Linked DNA regions of Homo sapiens: region 2 is linked to region 1. A link is a loop called in an ENCODE intact Hi-C map of the cell type or tissue named here. Cell type or tissue: ovary. All regions are shown on one strand.

The links. Hi-C counts contacts between places; a loop is a spot of excess contacts. Peaks named below come from ENCODE experiments on the same cell type or tissue, not always from the same donor. Only the 100,000 strongest peaks of a DNase experiment are listed, where the experiment ranks them.
Region 2: a loop joins it to region 1, with 3 times the contacts of the local background. A loop is called at or near these places in 88 of 110 quality-filtered maps.

Annotation. Positions count from the first base shown.
Region 1 is chr1:173,210,792-173,218,791 of GRCh38, reverse strand. It overlaps a transcript of TNFSF4 not described here. Among named protein-coding and RNA genes, the nearest start is that of TNFSF4, 7.5 kb to the right of the region's middle. In ovary, no CTCF peak of the experiment used is centred here; no DNase peak of the experiment used is centred here.
Region 2 is chr1:172,813,514-172,821,513 of GRCh38, reverse strand. LOC107985225 (a long non-coding RNA gene) reads left to right here and starts at 3,817. Exons shown (of 3, transcript XR_001738297.2): 1 at 3,817-3,961; 2 at 4,167-4,300; 3 at 5,386-5,956. RefSeq lists an enhancer at 1,987-2,436. In ovary, no CTCF peak of the experiment used is centred here; a DNase peak (open chromatin) is centred at 3,048.

The DNA.
Region 1 (8,000 bases):
ATACAAGTAATAAAAGAAAATGAATACACTTTTCTGTCTTTTATTTTTCTAAGCAGTAACTAAGAGATCAATGAAAAAAAAATTTATATATATTTGCTAAGTTGGCAATAACCAAATGCCACATTTTACACATTATAGAGGAGCTTCGATGTAATGTAAGGGTTAGAAGTAGGGAATTTTTTTTTTTTAAATTTTAGGGGAATTTTGTTCCTCATATCTGGGGCAGGGATGGAAGACTGGGTCATAGTAACTGAAGAGAGAGTGTGAAAGGAGAGGGGGCTTCTGAGTATAAGGAGTCTTGGGAATTTTTTCATTGATGGGCACTGAGTTGGCTTTCCCACTGCCATCTGAAAGCTGTGAGGAAGTGGGCGGTGGCCCTTGAAATGGTGTACTGAGCTCTTGGGTGCTGAGACTAGTCATTTCTAGTACCCGTGGAGGGGACCTAACCCACAGCACATAGGAACAAGCAAATAGAGAGGTCAGTCTGGAATATCAAAGTGATTAGATCATGGGAGGGACCTGAAGATTCAGGAAGAACAACAGTTCAGAGAGAGAACAGCTGACAGAGGTGACAAGCATCAGCCTGGACCAATTTGTGGAGCATATGAGTGCTCCCTGGTATTCCTAGAAATACCTGGGGAACCACACTGAGAGGTGTGACGGCATCATCCTACCATGTGTGTTAGGGTCTATCTAGCCCAGCACTGTCCAATACAAATATCACAAGGTAATTCAAAAATTTCAGCTGGGAATGGTGGTTCACGCCTATAATCCCAACACTTTGGCAGGCTGAGGCGGGAGGATTGCTTGAGGTCAGGAGTTCAAGATCAGCCTGGGCAACATAGGGAGACCCTGTCCCTACAAAGAATAAAAAAAATTAGCTGTACATGGTGGCACGTTCCTGTGTCCCAGCTACTCAGGAGGCTGAGGTGGGAGGACGCTTAAGCCCAGGAGTTCAAGGCTGCAGTGAGTCGTGATTATGCCACTCCAGCCTGGGCAACAGAGTGAGACCTTGTCTCAGAAAATTTTGTTTTGTAGCAGTCATATCAAAAAAATTGAAAGAAACAGATAAAATTAATTGTAATAGTGTTTTATTTACCATAATAGATCCAAAATATTATCATTTAGATATGTGGCACTAGCCTAGTCATTTGCTGGTAAAGCAGCTCTCTGAAAAAATTTATAATGTTTACCAATTTCCATGGTATAAATACTCTCATCATGGTCAATTTTAAGCTACAATAGTGATAACTAACAATTATTGAATGCTAATATGTATCAGGCACGGTAGAAGGTGTGTGCCTTCTACCTATATTTATTTATCTATCATTTGTGGATGACTAAATGAAAGATAGGAGCTAAATAACTTGCTCAATTAGAAATAGTAATGCTTTTACTTGCATACAGATCTGACTTTTGCCCAGAGTGTCAAAAATAAAATCAAGGTAGGATCAGAGAACAGTGGGGAGCTGAAGGGGCAGAAGGAAAGAAGGAACTCTGAATAAAACTTCACCCCACAATCCAGTCTATTCTGTTCATGTGTTGAGCACAGCTATGGATTAGTGCTGGAATAAGCAGGGGAATATGAAGATGAATGGGTCTTGGAGTTTCTCCACCCAGGGGAGACAAGCACATACATGCATAACCCTGACACAGGGCAGACTATGGTCTGTGCTAAGAGAAGAGTGTAATTATTCTTCCCCAAACTGAGTCCGGAGCAGACGGGAGGTGGTGTGGTAAGAAACAGGGTTGAACACTGGGGAGAGGGATTTTTGGGACCTGGAGCTTGGGCAATTCCTATAAGGACATCCTTTGGGACTTCTGGGTCAGTGATGAAGCAGAAAGTTGAGATCTCTTCCAAATATAACCAGGGCGAATTTGAGCCAACATAGGAAGAATAAGGGTAAGAACAGCAGAAAACACCAGGGAACATGGCAGACAGTAGGAAGGAAAGGTCTACAGTAATTCCCTGAGCCAATTTGTAGAAAGCTGAAGAGGTTTTTGTTTGTTTGTTTGTTTTTCATGTGTGTGTTTGTGTATGTGTGAGATTTGCAGAAAGGACATACCCCAAAGACTTCTGAGCACAGCTTAAGGAGGCAGAAAGGGGTGAACAAACTGTATACAGTGGTAATGAGTGTGGAGATAGGGAATACTACCTCCAAAAAGAGAGAGAGAGAAAATCATGGCTCATTGCTATACTTCTCTCCATCCACCCTCAGTCTCTGATCATAAGGAACCATTCATTTGGTTCTTTATGTGGCAGGGCACTATTTTGAAATTAATAATTTATTTTTTTCCCTGGCTATTTCCTTTTATTTCCTGGCCCCATTTAGTTAGCTTGCCTATGTTCATTACCTTTGGGGGAAGGAATGTGGTGGCACAAAGCAGAAAAAAAGATTCTCTTGACTTTAGAGTTTCAAAAGCTCTGTCCCAAAGGGGAGCAGAAAATGTTCGATGAGTAAGTGGAAAGCTTTCTGGCCCCCTGATGGTGTAAAGATCCCTGGGCTGGAGAAAGAAGGGAATTAAGGGGATGAATTGGGTGCATAGATGAGGGTAGATGCCCATGTAAGGGGATTCCTACCCTGCTGATGCCTAGGGTGGGGATGGGGCTCAGCCAAAACTCATGTATGTTTTAAGATGTAAGATGTTGTTATGGAAGGAAGTTTCTAGTGTCTTGTCAGGGATCTGCGCTTAGTCTTCTGAGTCTTTATGAACTCACTCTTTCTGTTAATAATTTAACTAAGTGCTTTTCAAATTTCATGTGGATGCAAATCTTTTTAAAATCTGGATTTTGATTTGATAGGTCTGGGGTGGGGCCTGGGATTCTGCTTTTCTAACAAGCTCCTGAGTGACGTGGATGCAGCCATTTGTGGACACAGACCACAGACCACACTTATCGCAATTATTGTGCACCTTCTATTTGTAAGACAGTGCTAATGGGTGTAAACATTGTCCCATGTAAACCCTATAGCAACCCCAAGAGGTAAATCCCATTGAGGATTTGAGGCAATTTTAAAACTAGAGCTTACTGGGGTTCAGTGTCTCATGCTATGATTGGGATAAAGATGTTGATGATTGCTGATTGCACCTGAAGAAAGCTTTAAGAGATGTTTAATGCAACATATGTCAGTGAAACAATAAACACTAAAAAGGCTTACAGGTTTTTTGTTTGTTTGTTTTGCAACACCATAACATTTGCATAGGCCTACTCTGTCTAGACATGCTGCTTAGTGTATTACGTAGACTATTTTATTCTAGCTCCAAAATAGGAAAGACATTTAAGAATATTCTTATAAGGACATCGAAGGTAACAGGATAAAATTCTTGTTATCATAGAGAATGATAGGTAAAATTCTTGTTACCACAGAGGATAAAATTCATGTTATCACAGAAGAAGTTAGAGAAACTTCAAGAAGCAATGCTCTTTTGGTACAATTTTATAATTTCCAGCCATCTTAGTCTGCTTGGGCTGCCATAAGACACCCATAATGTGGGTGCTTAAACAACAATAATTTATTTTCTCACAGTTCTGGAGGCTGGAACTCTGGATCAGTGTGCCAACATGGTTGGGTTCTGGTGAGGGTTCTTTTCTTGGCTTGCAGACGGCCACCTTCTTGCTGTGTCCTCACTTGGTGGAGAGAGAGATGGCTCAAGGTCTCTGGTGTCTTTTCTTCTAAAGGCCCTAAATTCCATCAGACCAGGGCCCTGCCCTCATGACTCGACTACTTTCCAAAGGCTCCATCTCCAAATACAATCACATTGGAGGTAGGGCTTCAACATATGAATTTGGGGTCGGGGGTTGCAGGAACACAAACATTCAGGCCATAACACCAGCAATTGAGTGGTCTGGTACAGTTAAACAAGCAGGCAAACCCAGATGATCTTGGTTTAACTCCCAATGCTGTTGTGCTTAGGTTACCCTGAGATTCTGGTTCCTTGTGTTAAAGATGTGTTAGTAATAACCAGGCAGAGTGTTCGCAGGAGGATTGAATGAAAGAAAGCTTTTGTGCCTGACACAGAGAAAGCACACAATAAATGGAAGATGTACTCCCATTCATCAATAATCTGAAAAGAAAAGATCTAATTTAAGTTTGTTCAACCCGTGGCCTGTGGTCCACATGTGGCCCAGGACGGCTTTCAGTGCAGCCCAACACAAACTTATAAACTTTCTTAAAACATTATGAGACATTTTTGCAATTCTTTTTTTTAGCTCATTAGCTATCATTAGTGTTATTGTATTGTATGGTAGCCCAAGATAATTCTTCTTCTTCCAGTGTTGCCAGAGAAGCCAAAAGATTGAACACCCTTGATCGAATTGACAGGAAGAAGTTATTTTTTTCTTACTGGATTAGTAGCTGTGTGCATTTGGTGTATTAATATCTGCTTAGATAAACTTTACTGGGCATCTAGGCCAGATGCAGAACTTATATTTCATTTAAAAAGATCAGTAGTATCACACACAGTTTAAGAACAGGCTCCAGAGTAAACAAAGCTGGATTCGGATACCAGCTCTGCCATGTACTAAGTGTGTGACCTTGGCCAAGTTAGTTCATCTCTCTAAGCCTCAGTTCGTCTCAACTGTAAAATGGGGAGAAAATAGTACCCGCTTCATAGGGTGGTTGCTGAGGAGTGGAGAGGTGTTTCAGACAGGACAATAAACATATGCAAAAACTCAGAGAGTGAATATTGTATTGCCTCATTCCTAATCAATTATGAGCATGGATGTATCCACATCAGGGTTTCTCCACCTCAGCACTCTTGACATTTTAGGCTGATAGTCCTTTGTTGTTGATGGCGGTGAGGTATTGTCTGAGTGGAATGTTTATTAACATCTCCAGCCTCTATCCACTAGATACTAGTGGCACCCTACCCCCAATCCAGATAAACAAAAATGTCTCTAAATATTTTCAAATGACCCCTAGGGGGCAAATCTACCCTTAGTTGAGAAACATAGGTTTATGCTAATTCTAATTTATACTCAGTTGGATTTATTCTGAAAAGAAGAGGGGATTAATGTCTCATATATTCAGTATAGATTTCCTTTTGGAATGATTTCTATTTAAAGAAAATTATCTTTTGAAGATGAATTAAGTTTATCTTGATTGTGTTGGTGGTTTTGTGAGTGTATACAATTGTGAAAGCTCATCTAATTGTACACTTTAAATAATGCAATTTATTGTCTAAAATTATATTTTAATAAAGTTGATTTTTTTGAAAAAGAAAATTGCTTATATCCTATTGTGAGTTGAAAAATGTACTTATAGATTTTTACATGTTCTTGTCGTTGCACACATATTTTAAATACGCAATTTAAAATGTAATTTTTTGTGTGTCAAAAGTCTGTCTAGATATTTGCTTTCTATAATGGTGTGGCACATCATGGGTACAGTTCCATTCAGAGAAAAATTTCAGTAGCTGTTTTGTGCCACTAAGTTTTAGAATCTGTCATCATGCCCTAAAATAACTGCCAGTGGTCAAGATTTAAAAAAAAACAAAACTAAGCAACATGAAGAATGAAAGGGAAAATTGGCATCAGAACAAAAGGGGTTGACAAGTGAGAGACTAGTGAGTCTGAAACCCAAATGGAATATCATCACAGGAGTTCACATTTGTATTTGAACTAATGGTGTGCATCCGGTTTCAATGAAAAGTGTACATTTCAGGTTTGCTAATCTTTCACCTCTAAGATCAAAGTCCAGCTACCAGGAGACTTCTGTATTTAATAGTGCTGTTTTCAGTATTGTTTAGACTCTCATTATTTCTGGTCCTGTGAACAGTGTGTTTCAGCTCTATTGCAGGCAAATTCAATTTGGCCCTCTGAGAGTACAATATAGGACTCCTAACCTCAGGAACTTGCAGCATCATGGGGGAGACTGAAATAGATTTATTTATTTATGTATATTTTTGAAATTTTATTTTTATTTTATTTTTTATTTAAAAAAGTTTTAAATTAATTAAAAAATTGTGAATACATAGTAGGTATATGTATTTATGGGGTATGTAAGATATTTTGATACAGGCATGTAATGTGAAATAAGTCCATCATGGAGAATGGGATATCCATCCCCTCAAGCATTTATCCTTTGAGTTACAAGCAATCCAATTACATTCTTTAACTTATTTAAAAATATACAATTAAGTTATTATTGACTATAGTCACCCTATTGTGCTACCAAATAGTAGGTCTTTTGATTCTTTCTTTTTTTTTTTTTTGTACCCACTAACCATCCCCACCTCCTCCCTCCTCCCCGTGAAATAGATTTAAAGAATTACAAGATGAAACAGAGCATAATAAATGCTCTCAACACAGAGGTGAAAACAGCTGCATTCTTCTGGGAAATCCGGGTGAGGCTTCCTATCATAGAAAGTAATGGTGAAAGAGACCTTCAGTGGTTGTTTAGGGAGATTCACAAGTCTGGCTCTTATGGACTATTTTAGAAATATGGCTTCAAAAGGCATCACTCCAAACCTACTGCTATGGTTTCGATGTTTGTCCCCTCCAAGCCTTATGTTGAAATTTGAGCTCCAGTGTTGGAAGTGGGGCCTAATGGGAAGTGTTTGGGTCATGAAAGCAGGTCTCTCATGAATAGATTAATGCCCTCCTTTTGGGGTGAGTGAGTTCTCACTGTATTTGTTCCTGCAAGAGCTGGTTGTTAAAGAGAGCCTGGCACCTCTCTCTTGTATCTTGCTTTCTCTCTTACCATGTGATATCTCCACACTCTAGCTCTCTTTTACCTTCCACTATGAGTAGAAGCACCATGAGGCCCTCACAAGATGCAAATGTTCAACCTTGAATGTTGCAGCCGTCAGAATTGTGAGCCAAATAAACCTTTTTTTCCTTACAAGTTACCCAGCCTTGTGTATTCCTTTACAGCAACACAAAATAGACTAAGACACCCAAGGAATCAGAATTTCTAGAGTGAAGGTATTAGGAGTCAGAATCATTAAAAAGTTCTCCTAGTGATTCAGATGATAAACTAGGCTTTGGGAGCCACTGATCCTATCAACAATCTACTCAATGCTAGAATTCTCTGAACAGAATTTCTTCAAGGTTTTGTTTAGTACTTCTAGAACACAGCAAGCTCACTACCTCACAGGACAGCCCTTCATGGGGAATGTGTAACGTGTAGGGTTTTGATAGTCAGAGGTGGAGGGTAAGGGTGTTTGAGGCAGAGTGAATATTAGAAATAATCAGAAAATAGAGGGAGATAAGTTTGGAAGGAAAACTTGGAACTCCTGCAGGAGGAAACCTGTGCCAGGATGAAGGGCTTGGAGAGCTGACTGCAGGAGCTCAAGTGAGGAGTAATAAGAGTTTGGATTAGAAGCAATAGGAATGGCAAAGAGGAGGAAAGAAAAAACTGCATTGCAGGGCTAGCCTACAAAGCTTGATGACTGGGAACGAGGATGATTCAAAGTTGATTCTTGGATTTTGAGGTCCTGGAGTACAAAAACATTAACCAGGACAGTGACATTAGGATCAGGAATAGGTTGAAAAGGCAGATTACAAATCAGATTTTGACATTTGAAAATGCATTTGTTTCTGTCACCTCCGACATCACTCTATCACTTGTCCCAGGGCAGAGTTTATCTATGACTCCCTGTGTATGCTCAGAGATTGGCACTGAGTACACTCTCAGAATGTCTGGTGAATGAAGAGCCACTGTAAGTGTCTTCTCCATTTGTGTCCTCCCTGCTTTAGTTTAGGACCTTATTTCTCACTTGAATCATTGCAGACTCAAGGTCCCTAGCTTATACCACTGTCTTTGTGTGTTTTAGAACAAGGCACCCCCTGCGGGTTTATAAATTAGAAAAAGAGCCTGCATTTAAATGAGTACAGCCCTTTGTTCAGGGCTTAGGAAGCAAAGTTCACCTTTGTGGGATGATAAACATATCCCTTCCTGCAGGAGGAAACTTCCTGTACCAGGATGGAGGGCTTAGAGAGCTGACTGCAGAGGTGGAATTTTAGATCTCACTCATTCCCTCAGCTGGCACAGAGCACC
Region 2 (8,000 bases), 400 kb after region 1:
CTGTTTAGAGATTCATACAAGAGTGGTGATCTATAAACCTTAGTTGTTACAGGAAAGTAAAGATTTTTTTTAAAAGTAAAGGCGTTCAGATCACACCTGGTCTAGCCTATGTGCTCATGGCTCAAAGTAACACTAAAGACTCAGGTAACACTCTGGAAAACGTAATAGCACAAACACCACCTCTCTGGGGCCCTTCTAAAAGTGAGTAACATGAAGAAGTCAGAGGCCTTCTCCCCCTTATTGCACGGACCACACAGCTCTGCCATCTAGTTGTGACAGGAATTAGATTTTTGTGAGCAAGTAGGAATCATTTCTTGAAAACTCCCAAGTGTAGTTAAGTGGCAAGGATAGTGGAGAAAAATTATCAAGGATTGGGCTCTCAAATCAGATTAAGTCAAACCCAGACTCTAAAACCTACTATCACCTTAGACAATTTTCATAACTTAAGAGAAATTGTTTTCTTTATATGTAAAATAAGTGTTTTTATGGTCACAATTTTTTTGTTATTGCTCAATAAATGACATTCACCAGTTTGCTGAACAAATACTTACTGAGCATGCATTATGTGTTAGGCACTGAATTGGAATTTAGAATGCATCAGTTTAAAAAAATGTATATTTCTGTCTTTATGGACCTCGTATTCTAAAGGGGTTATAAATAAAAAATAAAAAAAATAAACAGAGTAAGTAAATATGCAATATGTTAGAAAGTAAGCCCTATGGAGTGGAGGAGAGCATGGCGAGAGAGATGAGGAGTTTCAGGGAGGTGCAGTTTGCAATTTTAAATAACTTGATTAAAATAGACTTTGTTGAGAAGAAAACAATTCAGCAGAGGCTTAAAGGATGAGGGATTACAAGCCATAATGCAAATAAATGCTTTTACTACACATGACTCATGACAAAGTAGGTGCTCAATTACAAAGTATTGATGAGGGGGAGGAAGAGGAGAATGAAGAGAATTTGCGAGTGTTCAAAGTCCCAAAATAGCAGATGAGTGGGGTAATGGGCTATAAAATTTCGGCTCATCTGAGGAGCATGATACTTTCTCATAATAGTAACTATCATTTATTAAGCATTTCCTATATGCTAAGCATACTGATAATTTCTAAAATATTCTGTCACATCTAATTCTTGCAAATAACCCTGTGAGGTCAAACTGAGGCAGAGAGAGATAAGTAATTTGCTCAAGGGACACGCACCTGCCAGTAAATTAAAGACAGCAAGAATTTTGAACACATGTGTCTGAGGCTGAAGCTCTTAGCCACTAATGTTGCTCTGCCTCTCAGATTTGTTCTCAGACCCAATGAGACTAGTGGAAGTGTGGGTCACATGGAGGGGACAGAGGAATGGAGTAACAGGGCCAGGACTATATAGTTCCTTTGTCTGTATTCAATCATGTTGCCTTGCTAAGCTAGCCTAACCTAAATATTATACGAATTAGACAGAAGGTCTTCTAGACAGTAAGCCTCCATGAATAGAAGATAAAAAGCCATTATACAATCACCTCCTAGGGTTTCTACAAATAATAGATTAGATCTTCTTCAAGCTAGACAGGCTTTCCCAAAGCATGTTCCTTAGCACCCCAGACTCAAGAGATGCTACACAATAAAATAAAAGTCGGTGATCCTAGAGGCGTGAGAGGCCTTACGTCTGCAGCACCCACGCAGTGCCTGGCATATAAGAGGACTGAATAATGCATATGTGTTGACTGACTCCCAAGGAAAACTGTGCAACTTTGTCTAACCCAGTGTCCCGCATACACAGCTCAATGCAAAAGCCTTCTGTCCCCTGACCTAGCCTACCATAGGGAAAGTGGCTCTGTGGTACTGAGGCATGCCACTGCACATGGGGAGGAAAGGGATAGTTCATCCAAGATCCACCTCAATCTAGAGAAAACGTTTAGTTTAAACTTAAGCGCAAATCAAAGTTCAGATAGAAAGCTCTCTTATGCATTAAAATGTTGGGGGTAAAATGTGAAGGCCTTGAAATACGAGAAAACAAAACTGAGAAATTTTACCCTGTGCCTTGGTTTCACAGGGTAATAGGCAGAAACTGAAACCAACAGACATTTCTGTTGACAAGTTCATCTTCTCAAGCCCTACAGCCCAGGAAGATTGTCATATTATTTAAAATAAGCAAGAGACTCCTCACCACAAAGCTAAAGGGCAAAGCAAATCTGTCACACTCCTCAAGGGACACACAGCTAGAAGGGCTCACCTAAATGCAGAAATGCTGAAAAGAAAGGGGGAGGGAAAGCAAGATGCCTCCTCCTCCACTTTCTCTGACTGAGGCTCTGAAGTCTGCTCCTTGCTGCATGAGTGACAAGGACTCGGTCGGCTCTAAAACACCAAAAAATGGGGGAAGTGACACTGGGTGACATTCTCCATGAGAGAGATGAGTAATAGTCTCAAAAAGTGCATGGTCTACTACCCCTACAGACTTTAGCATGACACCTCCCCCACCGAAACAGTGAGCCAGCAACAAATAGCAAATGTCACAGAAAACAAATCTCTTACAGTTGGGTCCCTCCCCAGCTGAGGTTTCAGAGGAGGGAGGCCAGCCAAGAATACAGAAGTGGTGAAAAGTCTGGCCATGTAAACCCCTTGGGTGCTTTTATACACAGGCGCTATAACTGAGCATCCCTAAGTGCCAAGGCCTACGTTAAGTTTCTTTTTAAAATACTCTATCTTATTTAAATAAATGTAGAGGGCAGTCACAATCAGCTTAGTTAATGATGCAAACACTGGAAACCAAAGGGGGTCAAAGAAGAGATGTACATTATACACACATATGAACACACACACACACACACACACACACACACACACACACACACACCCCTTCCGCCATTCCTGGTCTATTATTTTATAAATGAAGAACTTCAGAGCAAGTAGTGCATTCAAGCAAGCCTGCCTTGTCTGAGTACCAGTAGAAAAGGGATGTTTATGTGCTGATGACAGATGAATGATTAGGGCTCTTCTAGCTTGATTTTCAGGTCCCGAGATGGTGCCACTTCCTTATTTCCCCTTCTGCTGCTGCTCCGAGTCACTGCAGAGCTCTGGTCACGTGCACACTAAGTGAGGACACCTCAGCCAAACATTGGGCCCTAGGGACAGCAAAGTTGTAGCTACTGACTATTATAAAAGGCTATATTTCTTAATGATTAAGTAGAAGAATAAAAGAGATTAATAAGGGGGAGAAAAAGACTATTACTTCTATCTAATAGTTACTCAGTAAATGGTATTGAAAATTCATAGCACATTGATACAATACTGACTCTGGAGGGAAAATACAAAGCAGGCTTCCAAAGTATCCAAAATAAGGTAATTTTCATTTTCATTTCATATCTAGCAGAATCTGATATTTGCCAGGTCAGGGGTCTTTTCACTCAGGCCTTATTATGATATGGGATTAATAATGCTATCCCTGGGATAATCCTTCCACTTTCACCACCATCAAAAACACCACAATCCTCTGCTTGTCCCCAAACTGTCTGACTACACCAGCAAATAGACATGGCTAGAGGAAAACAAAACATTCTATTTTCATGTTGTTCAGGTGCCTGGAGTACATATCTGGCACATAGTAAATTAAATATCTGTTAACAAGTATTTGTTGTTAAGTTGTTCATTTGTTTTATAAAGACAGGTTCTTGTGAGCAAGAACTGTCACCCATACTGGAATGCAGTGATGCGATCACAGCTCATTGTAACCTTGAACTCCTTTGCTCAAATGATCCTTTTGCCTCAGCATCCTGGATAGCTAGGACTATAGGTGAGCACCACCATGCCCAGCTAATGCTTTTTATCTTTTGCAGAATCAAAGGTCCTTGTATGTTAGGCTGGTCTCAAACTCCTGGCCTCAAGCGATCCTCCTACCTTGGCGTTCTAAAGGGATTACTGGTATAAGCTACTGCACCTGGCCTATTTGTTGTTAAATGAAAACATAGTCTTCCTTAGGAGGTAAGATGAGTGACAAATTACTTGAAAACTTGGTCAGGTGTTTCATATTTATGTAAATTGGTGAGATTAAAGGATGGGACCCATGAATGAGCTTCGGGAGGGGGGTGTCCAAAGTTTTTTGTCTTGTTATTTTCTGTGTGTTTTTAATGAACTCCTCATGTGCTATGAATCAGAAATCTATAGGTTGTATATGTTTTTCTTACAGGATATTCTCTCCCACAAGTACCTTGATGTGCATGAGTGTTAGAATACTACTACATTGTAGAATGAGGTGGGAAGAAAGTGAGATCCTTTGATAAAACAGAAATCTTAAAGAACTGTAATAAGAATTGACATCAGGTACTCAGTCTCTCTCCCTCGATAGTTCTTTACCTCACTTTATAACCTAACAAGTGTGTGCTTTTAGCTTCATTAAACACAGTCCAAGAGTCAAAGGCAAAGCCTCATCACTTTGCCTTTCTTGTCATCCTAACCCAGTAACTCTTTTTTTCTCTCAAGCTGCACCCATTTCCATCATTTGACCTTCTATAATTCCCTCAACCATTCCTTCAAAGCTCAGTACTAATACCCTTTTCTCCCTTATTCCCACTTTTTTCAAAGTTCCCATCTTTTTCTCCTACCCTGAAAATTCCCCACCCCGTTTGTTCATCCCTCTTTATTTCATGCACTTATTCTTACTCACCCGATTTGACCTTTGTATTTGCTTTTCTTGTGGGGTTACCCATATTTTTTACTTTCTCTTTTCCATTTTTGTCACACCTCCTGCCAAAAAACAAACAAACAAACAAACAAACAAACAAAAAACCTTTTCTCCTAGAATCCCACTTCCTTGCTCTTCTCTCTAGGTTATTCTTACCTTTCTGCTCCTCTTGAATTATATAAAGCTTGACTTCTACATTCTTACTTAGAAAGAAAATGTAATGATTCTTAAATGTCTATTACTTGTGTCCTTGGATTTTACCCCAGAACTTTTTCAGCTTCATCTAGAGTTTTTATAGATCAATATTGGCATATAACAGGACCTCCTTGTTTCAAGCTTCTTCCCCTCACATATTCACTATAGTAAAGGAAACCACATAAGCTTTAGCAAATTGGAAGGGACAAAGCTGACAAAACCATAGAACACTCAACTTGCTCTTCTTCTTCTTATTTCCTCCTTCTGTATAACTTCTCTCTGGCAAATTGTGTCGTATTATATCAACTTGCATATGATTGATTCTCATATTATTTTTGATTATAAATAGTCACATATTAGTGACTATTATAAAAGGCGATATTTCTTAATGATTAAGTAGAAGAAAAAAGAGATTAATAAGGGGGAGAAAAAACTATTACTTCTATCTAATAGTTAGTAAATGGTATTGAAAATTCTTAGGACATATATATTCTTTATGTCCTTTTGTTTCTCTCTCCTCTCCTTCTAGGACTCCCATGGTACATATATTGGTATGTGAAAAAATAATGGCAGAAAATGTCCCAAACTGATGAAAATCTTAATCTACACATCAAAAAAGCTCAACAACTCCAAGTAGAATAAGCTGAAAGAGGTACACACCTACACATGTATTAGTCAAACTGTCAAAGATAAAAATGAATCCCAAAAGCAGCCAGCAAAAATGATTCATCACATACAAGGGATCTGCAATGAAATGAACAGCTGACATATGATCTGAAACTAAGAAGGCCAAAAAAGTTGGATGACATATTTAAAGTGCTAAAAGAAAAAGAATCTCACACAAAAATTCTATATTGAGCAAAATTTTCTTTCAGAAGTGAAGGGGAGTTTAAGACATTCTCAGATAAACAAAAACTGAGAAAATTTACTGCTAGCAGATCTCCCTCACAAGAAATAGTATAGGGAATTCTTCAGGCAAAATTAAACAACACTAGAGAGTAACTTGAATCCACACAAAGAAATAAAGAGCATAAGTAAAGTTAAGTACATGGTGAAATTGAGTTTGATATTGTCCAGTCTGAGGAACAAAAAGAAAAAAAAGCGTGAAGAAAAATAAACAGTTTAAGAGTCCTAGGGATCTGGTGAGAGGTAATTGAATCATGGGGTAGTTCTTCCATGCTATTGTCATGACAGTGATTAAGTTCTCATGAGATCTGATGGTTTTATAAGGGCTTCTCCCTTCACTCAGCTTTCATACTTCTCCATGCTGCCGCCATGTGAAGAAGGATGTGTTTGCTTTCCCTTCCACCATGATTGTAAGTTCCCTGAGGCCTCCCCAGCCATGTTGAACTGTGAGTCAATTAAACCTCTTTCCTTTACAAATTTCCCAGTCTCAGGTATGTCTTAACTAGCAGTGTTAGAACAGACTAATACAGTAAATTGGTACCACAGAGAGTGGGGTGCTGCTGTAAAGAAACCCAAAAATGTGGAAGTGACTTTGGATCTGGGCAGAGGTTGAAACAGTTTGGAGGCTCAGAAGCAGAAAGAAAAATGTGAAAATGTTTGGAGCTCCCTAGACTTGTTGAATGGCTTTGACCAAAATACTGATAGTGATATGGACAATAAAATGCAGGCTGAAGTGCTCTCAGATGGAGATGAGGAACTTTTTAGGAATGGGAATAAAGGTCACTCTTGCTAGGCAAAGAGACCGGCAGCATCTTTTGGTTCTGCCCTAGAGATCTGTGAAACGTTGAACTTGAGAGAGATGACTTAGAGTATCTGGTGAAAGAAATTCCTAAGTGGCAAAGCATTTAAGAGGATGCAGAGCATAAAAATTTGGAAAATTTGCAGCCTGATGATGTGATAGAAAAGAAAACCTCATTTTCTGGGGAGAAATTCAAGCCAGTAGTGGAAATTTGCATAATCACCAAGACAATGGGGAAAATGTCTCCAGAGCATATAAGAGACACAGCAGCCCCTCCCATCACAGGCCCGGAGGCCTAGGAGGGAAAAATGGTTTCATGGGCTGGGCCCCGGGCCCCCTTGCTCAATGCAGCCTCAGGACATGGTGCCCTGCACCCCAGCTGCTTCAGCTCTAGCTGTGGCTAAAAGGGGACAATGTACAGCTCAGGCCATTGTTTCAGAGGGCTCAAGCCCCAAGCCTTGGCACCTTATACATAGTGTTGGGCCTGTGGGTGCATAGAAGTCAAGAATTGAGGTTTGGGAACCTCTGCCTAGATTTCAGAGGATGTATGGAAATACTTGAATGTTTAGGCAGAAGTTTGCTGCAGAAGCAGAGCCCTCATGGAGAACTTTTGCTAGGGTAATGCAGAAGGGAAATGTAGGGTTAGAGCCCCCACAGAGACCCCACGGTGACACTGCCTGATGGAGCTGTGAGAAGAAGGCCACCATCCTCCAGACCACAGAATGGTAGATCCACTAACAGCTCACACCATGCACCTGGAAAAGCCACAGAAACTCAATGCCAGCCCAGGAAAGCAGCCTGGAAATGGGCTGTACCCTGAAAAGCCACAGGGGCAAAGCTGCCCAAGGCTGTGGGAGCCCACCTTGCATAAGTGTCCCCTGGATGTGAGACATAGAGTCAAAGGAGATCATTTTGGAACTTTAAGGTTTAATGACTGCCCTTTTGGATTTTGGATTTGCACAGGGGCTGTAGCCCCTTTGTTTTGGCCAATTTTTTTGAATGTGTGTATTTATGCAATGCCCTGTACCCCAATGTGTGTATTTACCCAATGCCTGTACCAAAACCAAGTAACTAACTTGCATTTGATTTTACAGGCTCCTAGATGGAAGGGATTTGCCTTGTCTCAGATGAGACTTTGGACTTGACCTTTTGAGTTAATGCTGGAATGAGTTAAGGCTTTGAGGGACTGTTGGAAAGATATGACGGTGTTTTGAAATGTGAGGACATGAGATCTGGGAGGGACCAGGAATGGAATAATATGGTTTGGATGTGTACTCACCCAAATCTCATCTTGAATTATAGTTCCCATAATCTCTGTATGTCATGGGAGGGCCCCAGTGGGAGGTAATCAAATCATGGGGTCAATTTCCCCCATACTATTCTCGTGATAGTGAGTAAGTTCTCATGAGATCTGATGGCTTTATAAGGGGCTCCCCCTT